Linked DNA regions of Homo sapiens: region 1 is linked to region 2. A link is a loop called in an ENCODE intact Hi-C map of the cell type or tissue named here. Cell type or tissue: IMR-90. All regions are shown on one strand. Each heading gives the region's core, and the rest is flanking DNA. Links, peaks and the distances in the headings are about the cores only.

The links. Hi-C counts contacts between places; a loop is a spot of excess contacts. Peaks named below come from ENCODE experiments on the same cell type or tissue, not always from the same donor. Only the 100,000 strongest peaks of a DNase experiment are listed, where the experiment ranks them.
Region 1: it touches region 2 in a loop (11-fold over the local background); 3 of 110 quality-filtered maps call a loop at or near these places.

Annotation. Positions count from the first base shown.
Region 1 is chr6:2,949,144-2,955,173 of GRCh38, reverse strand. SERPINB6 (serpin family B member 6) reads left to right here. Exons shown (of 7, transcript NM_004568.6): 4 at 465-582; 5 at 1,988-2,130. Among named protein-coding and RNA genes, the nearest start is that of SERPINB6, 19 kb to the left of the region's middle. In IMR-90, for the core only: a CTCF peak has its summit at 2,460 (motif pointing left); a DNase peak (open chromatin) is centred at 2,383; H3K27ac peaks cover 321 bases.
Region 2 is chr6:2,787,941-2,793,970 of GRCh38, reverse strand. It overlaps LOC124901241 (a long non-coding RNA gene), which reads left to right. Exons shown (of 3, transcript XR_007059408.1): 3 at 2,485-2,780. Among named protein-coding and RNA genes, the nearest start is that of WRNIP1, 26 kb to the right of the region's middle. RefSeq lists a silencer at 2,442-2,736 and an enhancer at 2,442-2,736. In IMR-90, for the core only: CTCF peaks have their summits at 2,608 (motif pointing left) and 3,253; DNase peaks (open chromatin) are centred at 2,700, 3,200, 4,500, 4,940 and 1 weaker place; H3K4me3 peaks cover 806 bases; H3K27ac peaks cover 2,945 bases.

The DNA of each region.
Region 1 (6,030 bases), core at 450-5,449, 160 kb before region 2:
CTGTCGCCCAGGCTGGAGTGTGGTGGCCTGATCTCGGCTTACTGCAACCTCCGCCTTCTGGGTTCAAGTGATTCTCCTGCCTCAGCCTCCCAAGTAGCTGGGATTACAGGTGCATGCCACCATACATGGCTAATTTTTGTATTTTTAGTAGAGACGGGCTTTCGCCATGTTGGCCAGGCTGGTCTCGAACTCCTGAGCTCACACGATCCACCCGCCTCGGCCCCCCAAAGTGCTGGGATTACAAGTGTAAGCCACAGTACCTGACCTTGACTTAGTTTTTAAGCTAGGATTAAATATAGCTAAAGCTAGGAAGTTGTAGTTTAGGTTAAGTCCTCATATTTATTTGTAAATTATGTATGTCAATCATAAAATTATAGATTTTCTGACTTGGTGCAATGAAGAAGTAGGCCGTTGGTGTTCATCATTTTTGTAGCCAGGCAGTTATGTCACTCTGTCTATCCTAGTCTTTTAGAGATTCCTGCCAAAAATTCTACCAAGCAGAGATGGAGGAGCTTGACTTTATCAGCGCCGTAGAGAAGTCCAGAAAACACATAAACACCTGGGTAGCTGAAAAGACAGAAGGTGAAAATGTATTGTTATTCTACTTTTGTAATAACCTCTTAATCCATTTTATTGTCAGTTCCTTCACAAGACTGTCAATTGTAAACAGGAATGATTTTTTTTTCTCTGAATAACTGCAAACTTAAAAAATCTGCTTCTGAAATCAGTTGCCATTATTTGACATTTTGGAAATGCTCAATGTGTTCTGTTCTCTCTGATTTCTCCCTGTTTCCTTGGTGTACCCGTGATGCCTTTCAGTGTTTGGTATACCTCTTCTGGATCAATCCACGTTTTAATTTTGAGGAGGGGGTTAGTGTGTTAATGTTAATATAGTTTTTCCTTTCACAAGTAACATAAAAAATTCGCAGTGTGGATCTCAAGCTGCCTCCCTCTTGGGTAGCACAGTCTACAGTTGCCATGCATTGCTGTGGGACACTGGGTCACGCCCTGGTCTATCTGTGGTTCTTAATTTAAACTTTTTTTTTTTTTTTTTTTGAGACAAGGTCTCCCTCTGTCACCTAGGCTGGAATGCAGTGACACAATCACAATTCACTGCAGCCTCAATTTTCTTTTTTTTTCTTTGAGATGGAGTTTTGCTCTTATTGCCCAGGCTGGAGTGCAATGGTGCAATCTTGGCTCATTGCAACCTCTGCCTCCCAGGTTCAAGTGATTCTCCTATCTCAACCTCCCAAGTAGTTGGGATCACAGGCACGTGCCACCATGCCCTGCTAATTTTTGTATTTTTTAGTAGAGACAGGTTTTCACCATGTTGGCCAGGATGATCTCAATCTCTTGACCTCGTGATCCACCCGCCTTGGCCTCCCAAAGTGCTGGGATTACAGCATCAATTCTTGTGCTCAAGCGGTCCTCCTGCTTCAGTCTCCCAAGTAATTGGGACTACAGGTAGCACCACCATGCCCAGCTAATTTTAATAAATTTTTTTTTTAAGAGACAAGGCCTCACTATGTTGTCCAGGTTGGTCTCAAACTCCTGGCCTCAAGTGATCCTCACACCTCAGCCTCCCAAACTGCTGGAATTATAGGTGTGAGCCACTGTGTCTGGCCTAACTGTTCTTTAAGCTTGTAAAGAACATCTTCTGACTGCCCACCTTTTTGATAATCCTTTAAGTTCTTGTCTTTAAGTCATAGGCACCCATGATTGCTTCTTATCTCATGTGTTAGGAACTCATCCTGCATAATTAACGCATATTTGTTCACTTTGTGTGTTTTATTCAATTGATGATGTTTTTCGTACCAGAAGATTTTGTTGTTTTGCTTTAAGGACACGTATCCCTTTATATTTGGGGGACAGTGGAACTCTCTATCCGTGCACTTGACTGCTGAAGGAGAAGGCCCCAGCCGATTCCTGATGTGTCGGGGATCCGCAGCCGCCCCTATCTAATGCGGTCTTGAATTCTTCCGCTCAGGTAAAATTGCGGAGTTGCTCTCTCCGGGCTCAGTGGATCCATTGACAAGGCTGGTTCTGGTGAATGCTGTCTATTTCAGAGGAAACTGGGATGAACAGTTTGACAAGGAGAACACCGAGGAGAGACTGTTTAAAGTCAGCAAGGCGAGTAAGGGGCCGTGACAGGAGCAGCGCCTGTGTTCACACGAGCGTCTCCGGCTCGGGGCCTCCCGCGTCTGCAGCCGTGGGGCCTTTCTGTCCCTGCCCCTCCTGCTTGACATCCATTGGGTGGCCTCGTGTCCCTGGGCGCCTGGCATCCGCCCTGCCACCTACAGGGCAAGTCTGAAGCTGCAGCCCTCAGGCTCGATCAAGGTCTTAAAGCTCAGACTCCAGATATGGCGTGCCATCTTCTAGCGGACATTTCCTCCTTTTCTCTAGCTTCATTCCCATCAGGACCTACCCACTCCTTTCTTTCTGGCGGCGTCCCGGGAAGCCCCGCTACCGCGCCTCCTGCTGGCCTCCGTGCCACACTGCAGGAGCGGAACAACTCAGCCTGCTGAATTGAGGCTGAGCAGGGAGGACTCTCTGACAAGTGCCAGACACGTAGCTGGTGCTTAGTAAATGCTGAACCGATGAGTGATATTCAGTCCTCTCTTGATAGTAAGGATAAGTACAGATTTTTGTTTTAAAACAACCAAACCAAACATGTAGATAGACACTGAGATTAACCACCTCCAGCGTGGAAGATGTCATTTGCTGATGGCCCTTTATCTTCCTCTCACTGAATCTTCTTTATTGTCTCTTGTTTTGTTTTTCTTTAACTATAGAAATTTTTGAACATAGACAAAGTAAACAGAATAGATTAATTACAGTGTATTCTTGATCATTGACCATAGTTAGATCTTCCAGGCTAACTTGAACTTGAGCCTTCAGTTTTTCAAGAAATTTATTTTCATTGTCTGTTCTCCTCGCAATTCAGAAAGAATTATTTTCTTTGAAGCTTTATTCTGAAATGAACTGTGCTATTTTCCCCTGGCAAAATAATTTCTCTCTTTAAAATTTAATGATTAACAAGATGTACAAGGGCTTTGACTACAGATAACAGAAACCCCGGTTCACCATGGTTTATCTCCTAGGAGCTCATCTCCCCTGCTAGGAGGTCTGGAGGCAGGTGAGACCTGGGCTGGTCTGGCACTGGGGCGATGATCCCAGGGAGGCGGCTCCACCATTCTCAGCACGTCGCCTTCTTCCTCATGGTCACAAGATGGCTGAGCTGGCTTCAGCAGTCCCGGTGGCAGGGAGGGGGAGGAACAAGGGAGGGGAGGGGAGCCTAAACCTTCCCCTTAGTGGTTCTGCGTTTCAGAAAGGGAAAGCTGCTTTCTATATGGTGTAGGCCAGAACTATAGGTCTTGTGGGTTTGGGGAGATGTGGAATCCCGTCATGCTTTCTGAGTTCTGCAGTGAAGAAGGGTGAAGGAAGGGGCTGCAGTATTGAGCGTACCAGCCTGAGGCCAGAGGTGTACCTCCAAGGGCACAGATTTTGAGTTGATACAGATTCTTATTTTAATTTCATTACCTTCTATATAAACTGGAACTTGTCTATATAATTGTGTATTTAGTGAATCATTCAGTCACTAAGGTTAGATCTTTTTATATTGCAAGATTGGAGGCTTTGGACCCTGAAGGGGTGCAGGGAGGAATTACTGAAGGCAGGGGTCAGCAAACTTCAGCCTACAGCAAAGCCAGCCCACCACCTAATTTTTTTTAAAGGTTTACTGAAACACAGCCATGCTTATTTTTTTTTTTTATTTTTTATTTTTTCCAAGACAGAGTTTCTCTCTTGTTGCCCAGGCTGGAGTGCAGTGGTGCCATCTCGGAACACTGCAGCCTCCGCCTCCCGGGTTCAGGTGATTCTCCTGCCGTGGCCTCTTGAGTAGCTGGGATTACAGGTGTGTGCCACTATGCCCGGCTAATTTTTGCATTTTTAGTAGAGACGGGGTTTCACCATGTTGGTCAGGTTGGTCTCGAACTCCTGACCTCAGGTGATCCACCTGCCCGGGCCTCCCACAGTGCTGGGATTACAGGCGTGAGCCACCACGCCTGGCCCATGCTTATTTACTTACTTATTTCATCCTGTAACAACAGCTGAGTCGTTGTGACGGAGATGGTACATGTAGCCACAAACCGGAAAATAGTTCCTGTCTGGTCAGTTATGGAAGAAACATGCCTACTGCTGGCCAAGGAAATGAGTGGGGCAGCCGAGGCCCAGGAGACTGCTCTAGCCAAAGGCTAAGGGCCAGCCCAGGCGAGCCTCTACCACGTGAAAGCAGAAAGCTGCCGCCGCAGTGTATTTTATTTATTCCATTTAACACAGAAGAATGTGCTACACCAGAGACTGGGGACCATACGGCGTCTTTGACTGTGCCTATTGCAGGGTATTTACTCAACTCACAGGAGCAGCTCCGAGTCAGGAACTGAGGGGGATTGTTGGATGGGGTGTGGTTCCTGGCCTCCAGTCTTTCTCATTGGCTGGCTGGGGTTGGTGACCAGTGCAGTTTTTTCTGGTGAGATGTGTAAATGTTGCCTGGCCTTTTTAGCATCCCAGCTCATTAATTCGTTTATGCATTTATCATTTATTCAGCAGAGATTGACTGAGTGCCTTTTTTTTTTTTTTTTTGAGATGGAGTCTCGGTCTGTCTCCCAGGCTGGAGTGCAGCGGTGCAATCTTGGGTCACTGCAACCTCTGCCTCCCGGGTTCAAGTGATTCTCCTACCTCAGCCTCCCGAGTAGCTGGGATTACAGGAGCGCACCACCATGCCCAGCTAATTTTTCTATTTTTAGTAGAGGTGGGGTTTCACCATGTTGGCCAGGCTGGTCTCGATTTCCTGACCTCAGGTGATCCGTCTGCCTCAGCCTCCCAAAATGGTGGGATTACAGGCATGAGCCACCATGCCTAACCTGACTGAGTGTCTTCTATGTATCAGGCATGGTGCTAGGTATTTTTCAGCCATGCACAAAACAAGCAAAGCATGCTTGCCCTGGTGAAGCTTATGTTTTCTTGGGGGAGAGACAGCAAGCATAAATAAGAAAATAGGAGCATATTAGACAGTGGTAAATGGTACAGAGACATACCAAGGGAGGGGATAGGAATCTGTGTTTGGGGTGGGAGTGTAGGGTCAGGTAAGATCTATCAAGGACAGCTTCTCTGCCAAGGTGGTTTTTGAACAAAGACCGTAAAGAGGCAGAAGTTCACTCTCCAGGTTCTGGAGGACAAGCTTACTGCGTAGAGATGAGATGAACTGGGTTTGCTGGCAGTGCAGTGAGGAGGCCTCTGTGACTGTAGCAGATAAGCAAAGGGAGAGGGAACTGGGGACGAGCTCTTATCACAATTCCAGGCTTTTTAGGGACTTTCAGCTCCTGCTCCGAGTAAATGGGGAGCCAGGGAAGGGTGTCCAGCCAAAGAACAATGTGATCTGCCTTAGGTTCTACCGGGCCCCTCTGGCCACTGTGCTGGGAACAATCACAATCATATTATCACAATATTCCAGGGCTAGGCTGGTAGCAGCAGAGGCAGAAGGAACAGGTCAGATTTTGTTATATTCTCGAGGTAGAGCCAATATAATTTGCCAGTGAGTCAGACACAGGGTGTGAGAGAAAGACAGGAGTCAGGGGCACTCCAGGGCTTTTGACCACTGGACAGTGGCACTGCCCTCAGCTGAGATGGGCAGAGTTGCAGTAGACAGAGCCGACTTGGAGGATCTACGGAGTGCCGCATTACAGGTGGCGCTGGGAGTTTCTTTTATGTCCAAACATAGGTGCAGGTGGGCAGTAAAATGCAGGAGGCCCAAGGACAGGGCAGAGGCCCAGGCGGGAGGTAAATTTGGTGTGATATTGTGTTTAAAGCCATGAGACTGAATGCGATCAATGAGAGGAAAGACACGTTGGGTTTGGGCCCTGGGCACCCCAGTTTCTGGAGGTTGAGGTAATGAAGATGGCAGAGCAGGCGCTGCCGGGTGTTCTGGAAGCTGGGGAGAAACCGAGCTGCGTTTCTCCCTGCAGAGAGTGG
Region 2 (6,030 bases), core at 350-5,349:
TGACATTCACCATTCCCCACACTTGGGGAATCTCATACCAGAAAGTCTATTCTTGGCCCAACAGACTTTCTGTTCCACTGTACTTGTCTCAACTACCTGCAACAGTGAGGAGGCGATGAGACAGGTAGAGAATTTGCAGGCTACGGAGTGGAATTCGTATATTTTATTCCTCAGTAAGGAGCCAAATGAGTAAGAAGGCGTGTTTTCACCGGAAGCCACAAGCTAAAGCAAAATAGGCAAGAAGCATAAACGGACTTGCTCAAAAGCCTCTCTCTTTCCTCAGAGCCCAGCTAGCCCACGTGTGCCTTTGTGAGACAGAAAAAGACATCCTCTCCTCTGGATTTCTGCCTGCTCACTGTCGGCCCTCAGCCAGGCCCCCTGGGCCTTGCCCTGCCCACACAGCCACACAGCAGCCATGTTCCCCACCCATGCAGCAATTTCAAGTGTGGATGACAAACACCTGGAGAGAAGCAGCAGCTGGTGTCAGAAGGAATGACAGGGGAGGGGGACAAAGGAGGCAAGCCCAGGTGGCATGGAGACTCAGGACCTCCTTAAGGCCTCATAAGTCACTGAATGTGTTTAGAGCAAGGAAGAAAAGATAAATGACAGCTACAGGTAGAGAGGCAGGAGATGAGTCTGAAAAGAGCCTGTTTGCCACCAAAAACTTATTTCTAGGCTATTGATGGCAGGTCACATAGCACGGTGAAGTTGTTCTCAAAGTGTGGTCCGTGTGGACCAGCCCCGTTAGCACCACCTGAGAACTTATAGTTGGAAACACAAATTCTTAGGCCCCATTGAAGATGGACTGAATTAGAAATTCTGGGATTTTTAGCGAGTCCTCCAGGTGATTCTGATGCATGTAAGAACCTGGAGCCACTGGCAAGGTGGCCGGGCAGGGCCGGCTCTGGGGGTTTCCATCCTGCTGACTCTCAGGAAGTCACTTTGCCATCTTAAGTTGTGTGCGCCTTTTCTCCATGTAAAATAGACGTACTAACAGCACCGGCTTATATAGTCTTTTTGGAAATTGAGATCACATATGGAAAACATTTTGCATGGTGCCCAGCATATGGCAGGCAGGGAATACATGTTTGCAATTACTGCTGCCAGCCAAAATGAAGCAGCAAGTGTGCTTGGAAGACTGCAGGCCTCCGCAGTCCCCAAGTTCAGCCTGTCCCCTGAGCGAAGAAAATGAAAGAGATGCAGGCTGGCGTCCAGGGAGAGCCCAGAGGGAGAGAGCAGTGCCCGGTCCATAACCACCTAAGGCCCTGGAACACCACAATGGCTCAGAGCCCAGGTGAGCAATAGCACCTGGGGCTGCACAGCGCTGGGCTGGGAAGCTTAGCCTGAGGGCTCAGCGCAGGCTTTGAGAGGAAAGCGATGCTTGAACTGGGGTGGGGAGAATGAGTCATGGCAATACCCAGCATGTATGGACTGTGTGCCGGACATGACTTTGAGCAATGCCAGATTTGAATCATGTAATCTCCATTGTGATTAAGTAATATTTTGATACCCATTTTAAAGATGAGGGAAAAGAAAATAACCTTGACCAAGGTCACGGGGTGAGGTGGCTCAGATAGGATTTGAACCCGAGCAGACAGACTCCTGGACCCACGCACCTCACCAAGTGTGGTTGGCTAGCGAGCCGAAAGAACCCTGGAGGCAGGGTGCTGAAGGAGGGGAGAGTGGTGTGAGGCTCTCTGTTTCTCTTATTAAATCCAGTTCTAGGCCGGGCACGGTGGCTCATGCCTGTAATCCCAGCACTTTGGGAGGCTGAGGTGGGTGAATCACCTGAGGTCAGGAGTTCGAGACCAGCCTGACCAACATGGTGAAACCCTGTCTCTACTAAAAATACAAAAATGAGCTGGGCATGGTGGCAGGTGCCTGTAATTCCAGCTACTCGGGAGGCTGAGGCAGGAGAACTGCTTGAATCTGGGAGGCAGAGGTTGCAGTGAGCCGAGATTGCACCACTGCACTCTAGCCTGGGCGACAGAGTGAGACTCCATCTCAAAAATAAAATAAAATATAATAAATAAATCCAGCTACTAGGTGTCTGGTGTGTCCTACCCTCTGTGGATGGCACGGCTGGTGGGGTGCACCACCGGAAGGGTGCAGCTCCCTGGTGGTGGCTCCAACTCAACCATGAAAAGTCATACGCTAAGAGACTAATTCTGCATGTAAGAAATCATGTGAGGGGGTGAGAAACAGCAAGCTATAAACAGATGGTGTAGTCATACATACACACACACACACACACACACACACACACACTCATTGGAAAAAATTCCCAAAGGACATACACTAAAATGTTTACAGTGGTTATCACTGAGAAAAAATATTAAATGTTAAAGTTGATTTTTACTATCTTTTATCTGCTTTTTTTTTTTTTTGCATCTGCTCCTGTACCTATGTGCAATGATCATGTATTACTTTTGCAATCAGACAAATACATAAGCTCTACTTTAAAACTGTTTATTTATCTACCAGGTTAACGACAAATACTGAAACTCAGTCTTGGCCTGAACCTGGTGACCTGGAGCTGGTGGAAGGCCTGGTGAGAGACAGCTCAGACACTGGCTCACTCTTTCCTGGCTGAAGCCTGACTCCTGGTGGACAGAAACATCAGCGACAGACTTCTATTTTCAAACGTCTACATACACATCTTAGGGAAAGTTTATTTATCCCCTCATTTTGTCATTCAACAAATATGTACTGATCACATTCTACATGCCAAGCATGATGGGAATGTAAAAATAAATTTGAGATGACGTCTTTGAGGAAAACGGCTTCTCTCTACTTTCGTTCGCATTTTCTTGTGTTTCAATAGTAGGGTATAGTGTGGTAGTTTTCTTCATGTAAGTCCTACTCCTCAGTTACAATTCAGTTTCTTTCCAGGTTGCTACTGAGAATGGAATATTCTTCTTGGTGTCTTTTCTGATTACAGTAGTGGCCCGGAAGCTATGGATTTTCATGGGTTGTTTCCATGTGGCCACTTTACTGGACTGTTAGCTGTTCGGACTCTTCTTCTTGGCTCTCAAGGTATACAATCACACAGAAAGAATTTTGTTTCTCCTAAAATAGAGCAGTAGTAGTTCTCATTTCAGAGATCTGTGCACACTGGGTATTCTCCACCCTTCTCGCCTGGCTTTTTAACCAGGGAAACTTCTGGTTGGTCCTGCTAGTGGGAGGGACTGGCAGGAGATGAGGGCAAGAGAGAGAGGATTCAGACCATGCATTTCCTTCTCCTACCCCCAGGTTCCCTACTCAAGAGGTGCAGCAGCTGCTGAGTTCTTTGCCTCCACTCAGGGCCGCAGTTCCTGTCTGAAGGCTGCCGGCCACCTCCTGCTCTCCCAGGGCTCCCTGCCTGCTCCCACCCCTTGCCTCTCAGGCCTTGCCAGGGAATTGCTTCTCACCTTGTGTTGGTCCCCTGAACCTCCCCTATACCTCTCTAATACTTGTGATCCCTGATTAAAAGTTTCTCAGTGGCCTGAGGGGATCATCTGCATCCTCCCCGGAGCCTGACTGGCTTTAGAGCTTCAAAACATTTAGTTTTAAATGATTGGTTTTTATGAAGATTTGTTAACTCTATTAAAAATATTTACTTCTGTTTGGTTTCTGCTTAAGTTATAAATGCCTTTGTGGGCTCAAACTGCCTGGAACTGCATCTATGAATGTGTAGTAGTGCTTTCAAACTGTAGTCGCTACACAAAGGTTAATTCATCAAAAAGTAAGAGATCCATGGCATTTATATGAAAGTATAGGAAAATCATCCTTTCTAATATAACATCAGTATCAAAAGGCCGGTTCTCTCATTTGGAATTAATTGATAACATTGTCCAGGTTTGATGACTTGTATCTGGAAAAGATGAGTTAACATCCATTCTTGTTGTAACAATTGGAACAAATCTCTGCAAGTCACTATTCTTACTGTTCTTAAACTCAGGTTTGGCTGTTATGAGGGTGAACAAAACTACCAAATACACTTGGAACATAAGGAATAAATTGTGTTTGGTGGTTATGTTGCTTTTTCAGAATCAGTACATAACTTGTGATATTTATTTATTTACTTATTTATTATTATTTTTTAAGATGGAGTCTCACTCTGTCACCTAGCCTGGAGTGCAGTGGCGCGATCTCGGCTCACTGCAACCTCCACCTCCCAGGTTCAAGCGATTCTCCTGCCTCAGGCTCCTGAGTAGCTGAGATTACAGGTGTGCGCCACCACACCCAGCCAATTTTTATATACTTAATAGAAACGACGTTTCACCATGTTGCCCAGGCTGGTCTCAAACTCCTGATCTCAAGTGACCTGCCCGCCTCAGCCTCCCAAAGTGCTGGGATTACAGGTGTGTGCCACCGCACCTGGCCCATAACTTGTGGTATTTAAATGGCATCATATGGAAGGGCTGCCCCCAATTGTTGAATACTACTGTAAACAGGCAAGAGATGTGCCTCCCTCACCAGAAACTCTGACTCACTGCATTAGTTTTTCCCAGGGTTTAGCTAATGGTGTAAACTTTCAGTCATGCTCACTGTGGTATGTGAGAGGTATTCATTCAGGCAGTGAATATCTGCTTTAAAAACTTTAAAAATCTGCTTTCACAAAATAAGATTCTTTGAAACCAAAAAACAAGCATTTGCAAACTTTCAAGCTTGATTTTACAGTTACAGAAAGTTGGCTGCTCAGTGCCCCGCTGCTGGATACAGCAGAAAGTGTGCTGCAGGCTCTCCCCAGCACCGCGTGCTCCAGCACAGGCCCCGTGTCCGCGTTACACACTGTGTTCAGGGCCGCATGTCTAATAGGATGATGGATCTCAAAAAGCCCTCATCACTTATCTGTTGGCTTGAGTTACGATGCTCACATATCGTCCTGGCATAAATTCACACCTGTGCCTTGACCACCACTGGGATCCGTCCCTTGGGAAACTGGCAGGAGTGAGTCATGACGGAAAAGCTTGTTGAGGAGTTAATGTCACCTCCGGTTACATCACAAGCACACTTCTTATTTGGAAGTAACTCCATCCCCCAACAAAAATTTTTTTTTTTTTTTTTTTTTTGAGACGGAGTCTCGCTCTGTCGCCCAGGCTGGACTGCGGACTGCAGTGGCGCAATCTCGGCTCACTGCAAGCTCCGCTTCCCGGGTTCACGCCATTCTCCTGCCTTAGCCTCCCGAGTAGCTGGGACTACAGGCGCCCGCCACCGCGCCCGGCTAATTTTTTGTATTTTTAGTAGAGACGGGGTTTCACCTTGTTAGCCAGGATGGTCTCGATCTCCTGACCTCGTGATCCACCTGCCTTGGCCTCCCAAAGTGCTGGGATTACAGGTGTGAGCCACCACGCCTGGCCTGTAAAAATGTTATTTTTAAAGAATCAAAATTGGCCAGGCACAGTGGCTCATGCCTGTAATCCTAGCATTTTGGGAGGCTGAGGCAGGCGGATTGCCTGAGCTCAGGAGTTCGAGACCAGCCTGGGCAAGACAGTAAAACCTTGTCTTTACTAAAATACAAAAAAATTAGCCAGGCGTGGTGGTGTGTGCCTGTAGTCCCAGCTACTCAGGAGGCTGAGGCAGGAGAAGTGCTTGAACCCAGGAGGTGGAGGTTGCAGTGAGCCGAGATCGCGTCATTGCACTCCAGCCTGGGCAAAAGAGCACAAGCCTCCGTCTCCAAAAAAAAAAAAAAAAAAATCAAGAAAAAACTGGGCTATACATTTCTTAATGAAATACTAGTAAAGATAATGGATTGGACCCACATGTGATTTTATTTCCTCCTAAGCCTCCACCAAAAATACAGTAAAGGAATCCTTAAAATCCATCAATCCTTGAAAGTGAGGAGAACAAGTGAGATAATGGCAACATGATGCTGGAGGTGGAAACATGGCGGGCAAATGGTAACTGACCTGGCAAGTCGAGTGGGGAATGCCAAGGCATCAACGTGGCAGACGTCTCAGAGGCTTGGGAGGTGGCAGCAGGTAAGGAAGAGGAAGATGGGTCTCCAGACACCCTCTCCTACTCCAGGCCAGGGGAAGATCTCTGAAC